2 separate regions of the Mus musculus genome follow, and region 2 is linked to region 1. A link is a loop called in an ENCODE intact Hi-C map of the cell type or tissue named here. Cell type or tissue: heart. All regions are shown on one strand.

Region 1 (8,000 bases):
GTTACATGAAGACTTTGGTCACCTTCCAAAGGCCCCACTTTGCAACATTGTCACATGGGTGATTCAGCGACCTGATACCCTGCAAGACAAATGCTTCTTCAGTAGCGGGTCCCTTCCATGGAATAAGACCTCCTTCCTCCCTCCAAGACCACACCACGCTTGTGTCTGCATTTCTCCAGAAGTTGCGGGGCCTAAGGCATTCTTGTCCTCCTTCCAAGAATGTCTTGCTTTTGAGCTATAGAATAGACGATTCTGGAAAGCAACTGGGTTCAAGGCATTTATGGGAGAAGGGCTCCCTGGGTGGCCTTGGATGAAGCCAATCTCATGTTTTTCCTGCTGTACTTGTCAAGAATGACAAGAATGTCTACTGGGCAGGATGTCCTGAGATAAGAGTTGTCTGAAACTGCCTGTACTCTGTCATGCCCCATCCCCACCCAGGGCGAGCCCAGGGCAGGCGGGCTGAGTTTTGAGTCTCTCCAGCTGCAGTGTTAAGTGGGAGCAGCATATGAGATGCTGTCTGCCTCAGTCACTGTGTTGAGCCTTGGAAGACCCACTAGTCTAGTTGTGACCCCTGGAAGTCTCAGGTCATTTCATGTGATGTGATGTGACGTGTGTATGTATGTAAATGTAAGAATATACATGTATGTGGCAAAATATGTGTATGTATATATGAGTATGTATGGAGAAAGCAGATATGTGTGTTGAGTGTGTATAAGAGTGTGAATGTGTGTGTGGGAGGGTGTATACCAAGTTACTCCACAGATTTCAGGCTCCCACAGGGTGGCTTGTTCCTAGAGCAGCTTCAACGGACCCTGCAGTGGGTCCTGAATGTTTCTTCAAGCAGGTGGTCGCCCTTCAGAATCTGATCTGCCTGGTGGCCATGTGACCTCAGTTCTCGGATGGATTCAAGGAAAGTTACAATTTTGAAGAGGTGTCTGTCTCTCTTTCCGGCAGGGAGGGAGATGCTCTGCCACAGCCGCCCATTTTCTAGGGAAATGGAACCTCCTGGGAATCAATCTCTTAAGACTCAGGAACTTTGATTTGTTTCTAACAAAGCGACCATATGGAGCCTCGAATGAAAACAATACCATACACAATGTTTCCAAAGAGAGAGAGACTCACACACCTGCAGAGAGTGTACTTAGAAAATTACAAAATACTGAAGGGCAGAATCAGAGAGGTTTTAAGTGGCTGACTGTGCTCCTGGATCCGAATTAACATAGGAAAATGGCAGTTCTCCCCAGATGATCTACATTTTTAGTGCAATTCCCATAAAAATCCCAGAAAAGCTTTCCATAGGCATAAAAAACAAACCAACCAACCTATTTTAATGTCTATGTAGAAAGGCACAAGCCCCCAGATCATAAAGCCCAGGAGAACAAAGTGGGGGAATAACTTGAATTGATAGCTATGGAAACCTAGTCAGTGCTGTGCTGGCAGAGGGGTAGACATGGAATGGACAGGCATCCTGCTCAGAGCAGAGGCAAAGGGATTGCCTGGTGTGTGAGGTTCTGGGTTCCATCCCTAGCAACCCACCCCCGACCCCCCACCCCCCCACCCCCCCACCCCACAGGAGAGGAATAGACTAGAGAAACCCAAAGCAGTAGCATGCAGTGGTGCTCACCAGCAATCCCAGCCACCAGGAAGCAGAAACAGGGGTATGGGGAGTTCACAGTCAACTTCAGCTGCAACCTGGGCTCATGAGACTCTCAACTCCCTCTCCCTCTAGGTGGGCATGCATGTGCAACAGTGGCTCTCTGCCTGTGGGTCTTGACCCCTTTGGGATCAAATATCAGATATTTACATTGTGATTCGCAACAGTTGCAAAATTATACTTATGAAGTAACAACAAAATAGCTTTATGGTTGGAGGGGGTGGGGGGTGGGGGTGGGGGTGGGGGTGGGGTGGGGTTCGCCACAGCATGAGGGACTGTATTAAATGCCCTGGCATTAGGAAGGCGGAGAACCGCTGATGTGGAAGCCTGAGGTTGGTTGATTTTGTGAATTATCTCCCATTGCTCTTTTACCTTCTTCACTGAGGCAGGGTCTCTCAGTGAGTCCCAGGAGCTTGTGGGAATGGCAGTGCACTCCCTCATGTTGTACTGGCTACTTTTAAGTCAACTTGACACAAGCTAGCTTCTCTTTGGAAGAGGGAACTTCAACTGAGAAAATAACCCCACTTGACAGGCCCCTGGGCAGGTCTGTGATGTATTTTCTTTCTTTTTTTCTTTTTTTTTTTTTTTGTGATGTTTTTTCTTGATTGATGAATCCTTAGTCCTGAGGGCCCAGCTCACGGGGGCAATGTCACCCTTGGGAGGTGGTTCTGGGTGCTATAAGAAAGCAGGCTGAGCAAGCCATGGGTGAGCAAGCCAGTAAAAAATATTCCCCATTGCCTCTGCATCAGCCCTGCCTCCAGGGTCCTACCCTGACTTCCCTTGGAGTTGTAAGCTGAAATAAACCCTTTCCTCCCCAAGCTGCTTTTTGGTCATGGTGTTTTATCACAGCAATAGACCCCTAACTAAGACACATAAACTCACAAATGAAAACATTAGCACATACTCTCTCTCCCTCTCCTCCTCTCTCTTCCTCTCCCCCCCACCCCAACACTTGCAGGTAATGAGCTATGACAGAAAGGTTTGTCCTAGCTCATGGCTCTGGCCCAAGGAGCAAAGAATAGCTCTGCAGATGGCTTTGTTGACAGAGTTCTGGTGTGGCACAGGTAAGATACAGGAAGCAGGTGGCAGAATCGGCCACACTGGTTCTTACAGCAAGCCCACTCTTCTGAGAAACTATTAATTCCTTCAAACTCCAATCTCACAAATAAGTCTATCTACACAGTGGGGGTGGAGCCCCAGCCACCTTGTGATGGTCCCACCTCTTAATGGAGTACCATGAGGATTAAATTCAACGTGAGATTCTGGGACAAGGCATACTGGTGCCACCCGCATAGGGGTATGTGGTTTTATTCCTTTCCCATGTTAGTAGCAATTGATGGGTTATTGACTAGCCTTGCTTTATCTGTGTAATTGCTTATTCCCCTGCCCCGTGCACGTGTGTGTGTGTGTGTGTGTGTGTGTGTGTGTGTGTGTGTGTAAGCTCGAAGTTGACATCAGGTGTCTTCTTCCTTCCTTAGTCTCTTCTCTATTTATTGAGGCAGACTCTCTAGCTGAGCCCAGAGCTTGCTAATTCCACCTAGTCAACTTAGCCAGCTTGCTCCAGGGATTCCCCTGCCTCTGCCTATAGGAGTTGCAGAAATTACATTTTAGCTAGCCAGCTTTTAGTTTCTTTCTCCTTTTGACCATAATTCCATGGAGGTCAGGGCTAGGGCTGGACCTGCTCTGCCCATAAGAACTGCTCAGCAAGCACAAGGCACTGTCTATACCGTGAAAAGCTAGCAACCCTAATGTCAAATCTAAGGGCTTGCACCAGGACACTGGATCCTGGTATTCTTCTTTCTCCCCTACAGGCCAAAGTCCCCGAGGGCGGGAGAGCACCCAGAAGAGGCCTGAAACCACAGCCTGAGTGAGGGCTGGTGAGATGCTGAGATGGGTGGTGCCCCTGCCTCCTTGCTTGTCCCTGGGGAAGCCTGGCCCCATCTACATCCTCCTACCCCAGGGGAACTAGGTACACAAAGCCCTATCTGCATTTCTACCAACAGTAGCATTTTACTTTGTAAATGCCATCTGCTCAAGTATAGGGGAGCTGGCATCGTGGCAGCTCCCCTATACTTGAGTGGTCTGCACCTTTGGGGCGGTGGGTGTTTACCTGTCTGTGAATTTCTCCGCAAAGGACTTTCCGGACAGTGATTAGAACTTGCGCCCCCTGTCAAGTCGGGTCTCAGGCAGGTGAAGAGTCTGGCTGCGTGTTCACCGCTCTCCACCAGGGGGCGCCAACGCTCCGCGGAGAGACCACGCTCAGACCGGCTGAGGCTATCGCATCCCCTCTGCTCTGAAAAATAAAGTGAGATTGTGGAAGGAGACTACTTAATCTTTTAAATCCCAGTTCCATAACACAAAACCTCTCTTTAGACTTCATGGGTGCACACGTGGAGAAAGTAGGGAGTGCTTTTCCCTAACTGGGCTGCCTAGAGCCACTCATAAGCAAGGGCTTGGATTTAATGACCCCTCTCCCTTCAGAGATCTGAAGCTGCTAAGGAAGTGTGTGAGCCACCGTTCATGCCCCCTCCTCTCCATGTTCTGTAACACAGGCATCTTGGGAAACAGATACCTCCTGCTCCCTTCCTGCCTCTCTAACATCCTTTCTCAACCCCGAGACTTCAGAGGTGGCTGGGCACAGCCAGAGGTCTTGCCCATTCCCAGATTTTGTGTATCTGGACAGTGAGACAGCCATCTGAGTCCAAGGTTGGATCTCTCAGGATGTGCTGTGCAATCAGGTGCTCTCCCCCTACTCTTCCAGCCCCCACTGTGGGCCAGGCCTTCTGCTGCTTGCTAGGCACAAGGCAGGAAACAGGGAAGCCAGGCTTTGTCTCAGGGTCTGCCTTTCCAGGGGTGGGAGAGATGGTCTAACTAGTGAGCACCAGTTACAGATAGTAATGATAGAAGCCACAATGGGAACTAGGCAAGGCCATGCACATCTGCAATCCTAGTTTGTGAGAGGCTAAGACTGAAAAATAGCAAGTTTGAGGCTAGCCTCGGTTACATAAAAAACATCCTGTCTTAAAAATTAATCGATTGGGGGACTGGAGAGGTGGCTCAGCAGTTAAGAGCACCGACTGCTCTTCTAGAGGTTCTGAGTTCAATTTCCAGCAACCACATGGTGACTCACAACCATCTGTAATGGGATCTGATGCCTTCTTCTGGTGTCTGAGGACTGCAACAGTGTACTTGAATATGTATGTATAATCATTTTTTTAAAAGAATAAATTTCTTTTTAAAAACCAGCTGATTCATTGATTGATTAAGTGGAGAAAGGCTAACGATGCAGCGTTTAAGCCATGAGCTGGGAGATGCGGCCTAGCCACATCGAGGCCAGGCAAGCAGGAGCGACACAGAAAAGGAAAGATCAGAGTCGTTCTCCTGAAAGCGTCTGTGGTGCTGGGTGGGATCTGTTGGGAGCCCGAAGTCCCTAGGAAACTGATGGCATAATTCAGGGGGTCTATGGGTGGACGTTACAGCAGGGTTGAGAGGGAGGAGACAGGCAAGGGTGCTGGCTGGTGGACAGAGGCACCTTTGACCAAGGTGTGTGTGTGTGTGTGTGTGGTGGGGGATGGGGGAGGCTTGCATGAACTGTAGGCAGAAGGCAAACCAGAACAGAATCTTGGACTCCACCCCTCCTCCTTTGCCCTGCTCTGGGGTGGGGGTCAGTGTGGGAGATGGGAGTCGTGAGTGGGTGAGTGAGTTGAAGTTCTACAGGCAAGTATTGGGCTCCAGATCTCAGCCTGGCCTCAGATCACACTGGTTGCATGGCAGACCTCATCCTTGAGTCCAGATGAGGCTGAGAACTTCTCAGCTGCACCAACTCTTGGAAAACCCCTGCACCAGAGCACTCTGGTGACCTTTGACCTCCTCTTCCAGACCCAGGTGAGGGCTGAGGCAGTGGCGGGGAATGCCAGTACAACGAAGCATCTTTATCTTTTGACCTCATTTCTAAATTATCCTCCACACAGAGAACAACATGATTCTTGTGCACCTAGGAAAGCGGCCACGGGAAGTCTGTAGCCAGTGACCTAGCCTGCATGGGTTTCACATGGCCTAGACACCCTTTGCCTGGGCAGGCTGGAGAGGCCTGTGGGACATTCTCTTTCTTCGAGCTTTGTGGGACTCCTCCTTCAGGTCCCATCTCCTTTAGTGCAAGCGAACCTGGCTGAGCCATCTCCTTCCACTCTGGGGCTGTCCCTATCTGAGCTCACTACTCATCCTGCTGGCTCCACCTATAGATGGAGCACTGGGCTTCAGAGGGTACGGTATGTGCAGCCCGCCCAAGGTCAGGTAGCAAGCACATGCCCTTAAACTTCCACTGGTATTCACTGTGATGGTCACAGAAGATGCTGCTCAAATCTACCGTACAGCAGATCACCTCTGAATAGCAGGAAACCACAGCTACTCAAAAAGATCACACACATCTCTTTAGAGGACCAAGAAAACACCCAAGTGGGGCCTGGGCACGAGGCTGGGGTTACATTTAAAACCCTACAACATGATTCTGAGATCCCCTTCCCAAAGTCAGCTCTCTCTCTCTCTCTCTCTCTCTCTCTCTCTCTCTCTCTCTCTCTCTCCCTGGAAATGCCTGGGAAATGTCAATGGCAGCCCTTCCCTCCTCCCTTGAGTCGCATAGCAGCTCAAATATATTATACATATTAAAAGAATATATTCTCTGGCAGCCCTGAAGGGGATAATGAAACCTATATATATATATCTATATATTTATACACAATGGATTGTCTGGGAATGCTCCAAATATCCCTCCAGCTGTGGCAATCCTTTGATATATGGTGCAGGACTGACGCCTCCCCACCAGCGCCTGGCGGGAGACATTAAAGATTAAAAAAAAGAAAAAAAAAAGAAGAAGAAGAAGAAGAAGAAGGAAGGAAGCAGAGAAGGAGAAGAAAAAGAACACAGCTGCCTTCGCCTGTGGCTGTACAGCAGGAAGCTGTGTTTAAATATTAAAACCACCCATCACCCAGCCCAGCTGTCCACCCCCTCCAGCGGCCTGGGACTGCGCGGAGCCTCCTATAGCTTTGAGAAAGTGGGAGCTGAGTGCAGACTGTGGAGTCCAGCCCTAGTGATGGACTGGGGGTGGGGGAGTGGGGGTGGGGTGGGGTTCCAAGTCAGACCTCCCTCAGCCTTCAGGCTTGTCTGGGTTCGTCTGGGGGAGGGGCCTGCTGTGGGAGTGAGGGAGGCTGCAGACAGTTTGAGGATTCTTCCTGAGTGGTGCTTTGTCTTGGTAGGACCTTGTCCTACACCCTGAGAGATCTGGACATTTCAGAGGCGTTTCTGACATTACCTGCCACTTTGGGGGCATCTCTGAGGAGTAGGGGAATCCTCTGAATGGGCAGAGAATTCTTTTATCTCACTGCTGACTCTTCGGGGTCCCTGGCAGGGTGTGACTTCTTTTGTGTCTCCAGTGTATACCGGAGAGGCGCCTTGTAGCTGTCTGTTTATGATCAGGGGCAAAGGAAGATTTGCTCTGTCCACCAGCATGATTAGAGGCGTTCAGAGTCGAGCTTTGGGAAGGGTCTTGCTTAGAGACAAGCTCTGGACACTGAAGGAATTCAAACAGGTCAAGGGAATGAGGATGCTAGCGAGAAGTTCAACAATTGATGGGAGCCGGCTGTGGCGTCCCCTCTGGTCTCACACGTCTGTGATTCTAATTTCTGGTGATTATAGAGAACTTCTGAATGGCTGGGGAGAGGGAGAGAGCAAGCAGTTCCGGACCCTTCGTGCCTGTGGAAAGTGTTGGCACATGGCCTTGCTTCCTAGGTGCCTCTTAGGGTGAGTTCATTCCAGGGTTAAAAGACACAGTCTACATCATCAGTTTGGATGCACACCAAATACTTTTTTTTTTTCCTTTTCTGAGACAGGGTTTCTCTGTGTAGCCCTGGCTGTCCTGGAATCACTCTGTAGACCAGGCTGGCCTCAAACTCAGAAATCTGCCTGCCTCTGCCTCCCAAGTGCTGGGGTTAAAGATGATGCGCCACCACTGCCCGGCTTACACCAAAATTTCATCTCCTCACTTGGAAGGGCAGAGATTAGTTCCTGCTCCAAAGAAAACAGCAGGCAGGCCTGCCATACCCAGCCAAGTGCAAGCCCTGTGCAGACTCAGGCACAGATCTTCCACCAGGGTTTGTCAGTACGGTGTGAATGATGTTAGGAAGGACATTAGTTCACTCAGTCTCTCTTGAACCTAAATGTGAGCCTCTTCAGGCCGGGATGCTTGATGTATGATTACAAAATCTAAAATTTCTGTAAGTGAACAATCTTGAGCCCCGGTGAGCCCTGGAGAGTCAAGAAAGCTTTCTGGCCGATCGCGGTGGGTAAGGCT
Region 2 (8,000 bases), 380 kb after region 1:
CTTTGACCCCCAGCTCTGGGGCCACTTCCCACCCAGTCTTTCTACAAAGTCAAGCCAGAAGACAAAGGCAAGCCCTCTGCTTTGAGTGACCAAGGCAACTGCTTGGACTGAGTCCCCAGTCTATCTTCAGACATGGCAGCGAAGGACGGTGTTGAACACGCCAAATGGCCAGTTTCACCATTTTTTCAAACCCATAGAGAAACAATTTCTGAAAAATATACATACACTATTTAACTCCTAAATGAAACTCCTTTCTCCTTCCCTCAGGCCCAAATTGGTGGCTCCAGGGAGCACAGTTATCAAGAGATTACCTGGTCCTCAGAGCGCAGGAGGCACTCAGCTGTGCCTCATGCCTCCACATGTCCCGAGGCAGGTGATTATCTCTCAATAACCTGTAGGGCTGTGTAGCTTAAATGATAACTTGACTTTAAAAAATTTAGAACTCGCCGTTAGGCAGTTTCTAAGCAACCTCTGTTTCCATGGCAAAGAAGCCTGGTGTTTATACTGATTTTTCACTTAAAATGCGGTTTTATTGAATTTTACTTCATGCAGGCAGCCATTTCCCTGCACTTCAGCCCTATCTACAGTTGACGGTATCAGTAAGTACCTAATAAACTCCAGAGGCCAAACCAACAGAAGAAAAGCATCCCTTCAGGATCAGCACTGTGGTTCTCCAGTGAGCCACCCGGGGTATGGTGGCCTAGGGAGGCAGGAAGTGTGTGAATGGCAGGGCCTTATCTTTGTGGCTGAGACATTTGCAAGTATCCTATCAGCCCAGATACTGTGCTAGGTCTCTGGGATGCTGCAAAGGTGGCAGAGGAAGGCTGTGGTTTCAGGGTCTCATCTGCTGGGTAAGGTGGAGTATGGCTAGGCCATCCCAGAGGCCCTCTGTGGATGCAGCCAGGGACAGGTTCCTAAGGAGAACACATGGCCAATAATGACTCCAGGGGCAGATGGACAGTTGTAACATGCTGCCTGGCTTCTACAGGCCACCACAGATCTACAGCACAGGCACTGGATTATCTAGCCCCATCCACAGTAGCAAAACCTAAAAGAAGTACCTGGTCACAGCAATAGAGCATGCCTCCAGCATCTGTCTAGACAACATCTGCTTAAACTAGACTCCAGAAATCAGTCAGCCAATCAGGGTCCAGCATAGCTAACTAAACTGTAGCTGAGGTGCAGGGCTCCCAGCTCTCCTAGTGACAGGCTATTCTTTCTCTTGTCAATTAATTGTTTGAAGGATCTGATGTTCCCTTTCTTTTTCTGGATCTATAAAATGCTCTCAGGAGTTGTCAGGGCAAATGTCAGAGGTAAAGAACGTGTGGCTCTGTGATCTGTTTGTTTATTTGAGATGTCTAAGGAAGTAGCTTTGGGATATCTCCTTAGTAGCATGTTACATACTCTTTCCACATGGGCCTGCACAAAGGTTACCAAAAAGCAAACCTACTTACTGGAAAGCAGGCCGCTGTTCCCTCTCTGGCAGAACAGCCTCCATACTCCTCTTTCTCTGGCCATCTCTTCTTCCATTACTCTGAGCATGCCAATACTGCAAATGAGGCTGAGCGCTGCCTTTTAAACAAATGGATGCCAGGGCATCGAATTGTCCCAGCCAGCCAGCAATGGGGCTATGTTCCCATACTCAGTAATTTACTCTAATGGGTCTTGGTTCATTGGTTAACCAGTATTTCAAGCCTGTCCTTTCCTGCTATTCAATTTTGCTATATTCCTCTGCACCAGAGCTGTTTTTTTGTTTCTAAATGCTGGGGATGGGGGGATTATGACTGGAAGCAACAATTTACTCTCCAAATACATGCTACCAATTACCTTTGCAGCTACACTTACTTGTTAGACCTAACTATATTTACCTGTTCAAAACCATTCATCCATAGATCGACCTCCAACACGCACACTCAGAGACTCCTATTAAAAATATTTAAATGCAGTGAGGACAGGATTTAAAACCATAAACACTAGTAGCAGCGTATGATGCTAATCATACCCCTAAAGTATCACAAATGCAGTAGAATACTTCATGCATATTTAAAAGGGTCTGACATGGAGAGGTCCAATCTGTTAGAGACAATTCAAAAGGAAGTCAGAACCAGGCAGGGTTTAAGTCCTACTGGGTGGGTTTTAAATGCAGCCCCTTCCATCTGGCTGGCTCTTCCATCTCCAGGCTAAGGTCCCATGACAGTGCTGCTGTCCACTGGCTTCAAAGCTGATCTGAGCACTTGCTGGCATATTCAGAGGCCACGTGCAGTATTTCCTGCCCCTACCAGAAAGATGATATTTTTTGTGATAATCTATGTGACTTGCCCTCTCCTACTCAAATTATTTTTTTTCTATGACCCATGCTTTGGCACTAGGCCAGCAGCTCCCATTGATGGGCAACATAACAACTCTTAGAAATGTATTTCTGTGGGGTATGATGGCACATGCCTGTGATCTTGGTACTTGGCCACTGCATGCACATATACAGGCAAGCATCACACATAATGGCAAACAAGCAGGTTAGCAATCTCATGACATACCACAGCATCAGGGAAGTACAGGCAACACATGGTTTCAGTAGTGCGATATCCCTGCCTTCATTTCAGAAAACCAGTAACCTGCTTTGTTTGTAATCTGCATGGCAGATGTCTCTTATCTCTGACACCATAAAATCACGCCTCTGTGTGCACAGAGAACAGCTTCAGATCTGAGTGTATTTTTAGAACAATGGGCCTTGAAAAGAAAAGCAGCAGTGGCTGTCAAAGATGGATAATAGGAAAGCTAACTACTTGGGTCTGGATTTGTCAACTATTAATCAAATGTCAAAAGGAAAAATATGAGGAGTGCCCTCATTTCCATGCCGGTGCAGTCCAGGGGAAACGGCTTTGTAGGCAGGCTTCAAATGAGCTGCCCCTCATCCCCATTCAGGAGACCAGGTATTCATTTTGAGCTAGCCTAACTAGTGGTTCACCCCTGTGGCTCCTGATCTGTTCAAACAGACAGGTCTGTGTGTGGCGTAGAGAGGAGTCGGGCTCTGGCAGGGATGAAATGAGGAGCCTATGCTAGTCTGCATTGTCCAGGGTTTGAAGGCACCGGCTGGTTCTTTGATGGGCTGGGATCCTACTGCTAGAAACTGAACAGGGAAGTCAGTTGATAAATGAACCTGCTCCTGACTTCCTCCACAAATGCAGGAGGGGTGAGGTGCCCCAATTAACATAAAAAAGACTCCTCTGAGAAGAAAGCTCACTTCAGATGTTAGTGACAAGTAGATTTAGAAGGAAGGATGCATCCAGATGTATGCACGTGACATGCCCAGCACACATACATTTGGTCAGTGTATATACACATGTAACATGAGGGCAGAGGCCTCCTGTCTTCTTTCCTCCTTTTTCAGTACCCAGACAGTCCTTGGCATGCAGAGATCATTGCACAATTTTCAGAGTTGACTTTCTGACTACATAAAAAGAACTCATCTGTACAAAGACCCTGTGAGGGGGCATCACCATCAAGTGGTGAAGGAGGAATGAACACCATACTGCCCTTCCACCTCCCACCCAGGACTAGGGAATAACAGCATCAACACTAGCACTGTGAAAGGTATGCCAGCATCCCTAACTAGGGTCTGGGGTTGGCAGAGACCAAGCAGCCTGGGAGCTCTGCCTGTCATGAAACTCACTGGGCACAGGCTTCATGTTTTTACCAGAAGATATTGCCTAGTTTTATTTGCTTTTGGTCCAGAGTGAAGGTGCATATGATATAAGACCTCATTGCAGGACAGAGAGCCTCAGAGGCTAGGAGGAGATTGGCACACTGAGTACACGGACTCAAAGGAAAACTGAAATTGGGATGGGGTGGTGAGCGGAGGGCAGGGGGTTGCTTTCCTCTGGAATTCTTTTCAGTATGAAATTGCAAAGTTCCAGTGGTCAAAAGGGCACAGAACTGCATGCTGGGAGACATCCTGGAGGCTTCTGGGCTGCCTGGGAAGGTAAATCAGTTAAGTTTGCTTCTGCTTCTGCGTAGGTGGGGCCGGGCTAACCCAGGGCTTCCTCTTACTGACACTGACCTTTCCTGGTTTGTTGGCTACTCTTCCCATGCCCTTAAATATGATTTACTTATCTGTCATCCATTAAAGTTACTTAACTGCATGGGACCTGAAGGAGCTCCCCACCCCCATCACAGTTAACAGTGACACCTGGTGGTAATAAGCAGCAAGGCTATTTCCTGCCCCCACCACTCCCCCAAGTCAAAAGATTTATGCCCCTCCTTACAAGGCACATTTGCCAGATAAAAGCATTAAACTGGAATGGCATCTCCACTCTTAGCATTTACAGCCTTGGTTATATCAACCATCCCCTGATCAATTTCCATTTCCAGAGTTTACAACCTAGATGTAAAAGCCTGCCACGAAGGCTATATTTAATATGACAAATTAAAATAGCAAACAGAGGCTTGGTCATTCTTTGAAGCCAGGGAAAGCAAACAAGAGGAAGGAAGGAAAACCCAGCTGTGATGTGGATGAAAGAACTCTTCATCAGTTGCCACCTTGGTACTCCACTCCACGATGGCTCTGAGACCCACAGAAACACCTACTCCCAGGCATGCTGCTTGCCGCCCTGTAGAAGGCAGGGCACTCAGAGCAGTCCCTGGCCTTCCAAGCACCCTCACTAGCTCTCTGGCAGACAGAGGAGCAGGGTGGGGCCGTTCTGACTTACCCTGTTACTTCTGGAGTCGAAACTGAGGTCTGTCTTTTTATAAAACCTGCTACAAGCTCCTTAAACACAGCAGTTTTTCCTTCTCCCATGACAGTGTGTGTTGTGTTACTCTGACTATTATGTGGTGAACACTGAGGGGCAGAGGAAGAGGCTCCTGTGGTGGCTCAGGTCATGGGTTACGGTGCCCTGACTACATTGGAACTTGAGTAGGAGAGGAACAGTGAGTTTTCCAAGTGGGCAGACAGGCGTTATCTTAGGAAGGGACACAGGGATTAAGGAAAGAGAACAAGGATGAACCAGCTGAGGATAGGGCCTCCATCTTACTCTCTCCTCAGGACCACCATGACTGCTTCAGTACAGTCAGCCCCACCTGGCCACTCTCTCCAATGGTGTGTGGCTGAGGACACCAGGCCTGTCTACTGCCTTGGGTGGCTCCTCCTATTTAGAAAGCTCATTAATTTTGAGTCACGATGCCAAATCAGCTCCTGATCAAGCACGGCACTAATTCTCCCCTCCCTCACCCCCTTCAGCAGAAGTCTGCAGATGAGCTGTGGGTGAAGCAATCAGCCTTGTACTTCCTCTCCCTCCCAGGAGGCAGAGACGGCCATCTGACTCAACCCAACCTCTGCTGCAAGAGAAGGTGCGGAAGCAAGCAGAGGCAGCTGCAGCCAAGTGGTCTAGCTGCATCCCCCTCCTCCAGGCACCTCGAGCACCAGCTTAAGATTCAGCAAGGTCTGATTCCGGGTTTAATTGCTTTCAGTGGCAAAAAAGAATGAGAAGTGAAGAGATAAATGTATTATGAATATCACCTTATTTGACGGCTCTAAACGTGAAAGATGGGATGCAGTGAATGTAGGAAAAGCAGACCGGGATGGGAAGCATAAACATCAGATTTTTTTTGTTTTGTTTTTTTTGTTTTTTCGAGACAGGGTTTCTCTGTGTAGCCCTGGCTGTCCTGGAACTCACTCTGTAGACCAGGCTGTCCTCAAACTCAGAAATCTGCCTGCCTCTGCCTCCCAAGTGCTGGGATTAAAGGTGTACGCCACTGTCTGGCTTAAAAAAAACATCAGATTTTTATAAGACAAAGGCACCACCTTACGTCACAGTGCAGCAGCTTTGGCTGGGCCCCGGGATGAGCACTCTCACCTCATGCCGGCTCTTTAAGAAACAGGGGTGCCGGTGGATACGGAGCTCCCTTAGCTCCAGAAACCATGATTGATTCTGGGTATAAGAGATTCGACAGGAAAGGGACAGAAGGAAATAAAGCTACCAAGGAAATCAGAAGCAAAGAATTGCAAAGACAATAAATCAATTCCAAAAGATATTCCCCTCACTTGTAGGGAGTGCAAGGTTTATAAGGGAGCAGGCCACTCTCCTATTCCACAGTCAGAGCGGCATTCCCAGCTCCTTGAGTGGACTGGAGGAGTCATCTGACTCCCACCCCAGCAAGGATGATCAGCACTAACTCCAGTTACCTGGGGAGAAGGGGCTCTGCCCAGAGGAAGCTGGCAGCCCAGGCGGCCCTGGCAGCAGATGTCCAGAGGCAGGTCGCTGCACAGCACAGCCTGTTCCCAGTAGGCAGGAGGGCTGGGCAGAGGAGGCCAGGACGCACTCTGGGTCTCAAGGTGAGGACACTGTTGTGCTTAGTTTTGACTTGTACAAAAAATCACTTAGACCTTGAGGAACCAAAATAGCCTGCATCAGAGGTACTGCTATTCTCTAACAGGCATAGCCCAAACGCTGGGAAATTAGGTTCATGTAATTTTGGATTCCAAAGGTCTCGAAAGTTGTTCTTCGGGTCAGCTTATTGCCAGAAGCAGCTGAGTGGTATAGGGTCCGGACACAGGCATGCATCTGCCTGCACCACACCCAGTTTTGCACAGTCTTCTACCATATAAGACTTTGTGTAGAGATAGTCACAGCACACCTAGCGCTTTCCTTCGGCTTTGCTATGAGGGAGCAGAGACGTAGTAAGGTGTTGGGTCACTGATCACAAGGTACAGAGTAGAGAGTTGGAAGCCCTCCAGGCAGGAGGGTTTGGGTTCCCTCCAGCACCCAACCTTTCTGCTTTGTGTCCCTCTAGAATTGTTGCTGACATTGCAGCACAGAAAAAGGTCTCCTGCAAAGAGAAAGCACCTAGTCAAAATACCATCCTTGGAGTTGGCACAGCTAAAGAAATCATCTTAACCTGGCAAGGAGAGAGAAAAGGGAGCAGAAATTGCCTCAACTCTGCCCACTATTAGCAAATCATCTATAATTTAGAACAGACGTAAAGAGATGCAGGTGATGAAGCAGACTTACCTCCTGGCAGCCTCTTGTAATTTCACGGGCTGTTTGGTACTGAGGTAAATCACGCAGGCATCAGCCACTTTATTCAGGTCACCCTCACCTGCAGGGTAGAAAAACAAAACAAGCCTCAGGCTCTCAGACTGCATTTGGGACAAGCAATAACCAATCACTGTCTAGGGACCTAAGATTAGCCATGCAAGGCCCTTAAAATTCTTTATACTTTCCAGCAAACCAGGAATACTCTATAAAGTAAAAGGCCAGGTAGGGGGCTAGGGCAGAATGAGGGAGGTAGGTGTCCAAGAAGGGAGGTGAGGGACACAAGCTCCAGTCAGAGGATGCAAAGAAGGGGCATCGAGTCACGTGCAAGTTCTGGGGCTGGGAGACCACGTGGTACCTACCCAAGTCCAGATTTTCACAGAGGGGGCCCAGGCCCTGCAAGACAGCCAGCTGTAGCTTGAAGGCCAGTGTATGAGAATAAACTGGTCCAGCCCTGGCACTGATGGGGGCCTGGGTGATTAAGGAGCTGGTCAGTTTTGGCAGGACATCTTTACAGAACCGACTCCGGAGAAAATCGCCACATCTGCTTCCAAGTGTCTGTAAAACCTGCAGAAACAGTTCCCAACCTGGTGACTGCACACTGCTAAAGCAGCAAGAGGGCTGGAACATGCTTGGTAATTCAATTCTATCTAGGTCTCTACTTAGAAAAAAAAAAAAAAAGAATTACTGCCATTAATTCCTTGCCCATGGTTTGTGATTCTGACAGTTATGAATTCAGAGGTCTCTGCTTCCAAGGCATAGATGCTTCTATCCATAAATACAAATTACATAGAGAGTAATTCTGAGGGAGCTTTGGTTGGATGAATAATATGATTAATACCTTGATTTCCTCTCCTTTTTGGAGGGAGGGAGGGAGGGGCAGGGAGGAAGACCGAGAACCTAAAGCCGTTCGTTCGTGTAGATCGAGATCATCTCTAGAATCTCCCTAAGACCCCCTGAGAAGACCGG

Evidence for each region. Hi-C counts contacts between places; a loop is a spot of excess contacts. Peaks named below come from ENCODE experiments on the same cell type or tissue, not always from the same donor. Only the 100,000 strongest peaks of a DNase experiment are listed, where the experiment ranks them.
Region 2: it touches region 1 in a loop (4-fold over the local background); 9 of 42 quality-filtered maps call a loop at or near these places.

Annotation. Positions count from the first base shown.
Region 1 is chr2:157,601,336-157,609,335 of GRCm38, forward strand. No RefSeq gene overlaps it. Among named protein-coding and RNA genes, the nearest start is that of Platr27, 8.0 kb to the left of the region's middle. In heart, a CTCF peak has its summit at 3,877 (motif pointing right); a DNase peak (open chromatin) is centred at 446; H3K27ac peaks cover 517 bases; H3K27me3 peaks cover 3,075 bases.
Region 2 is chr2:157,985,961-157,993,960 of GRCm38, forward strand. It overlaps Tti1 (TELO2 interacting protein 1), which reads right to left. Exons shown (of 8, transcript NM_029282.2): 6 at 7,394-7,598; 7 at 7,008-7,095. It overlaps Gm34402 (a long non-coding RNA gene), which reads right to left and starts at 6,997. Exons shown (of 2, transcript XR_375175.1): 1 at 6,182-6,997; 2 at 181-3,971. In heart, a CTCF peak has its summit at 4,195 (motif pointing left); no DNase peak of the experiment used is centred here; H3K27ac peaks cover 425 bases.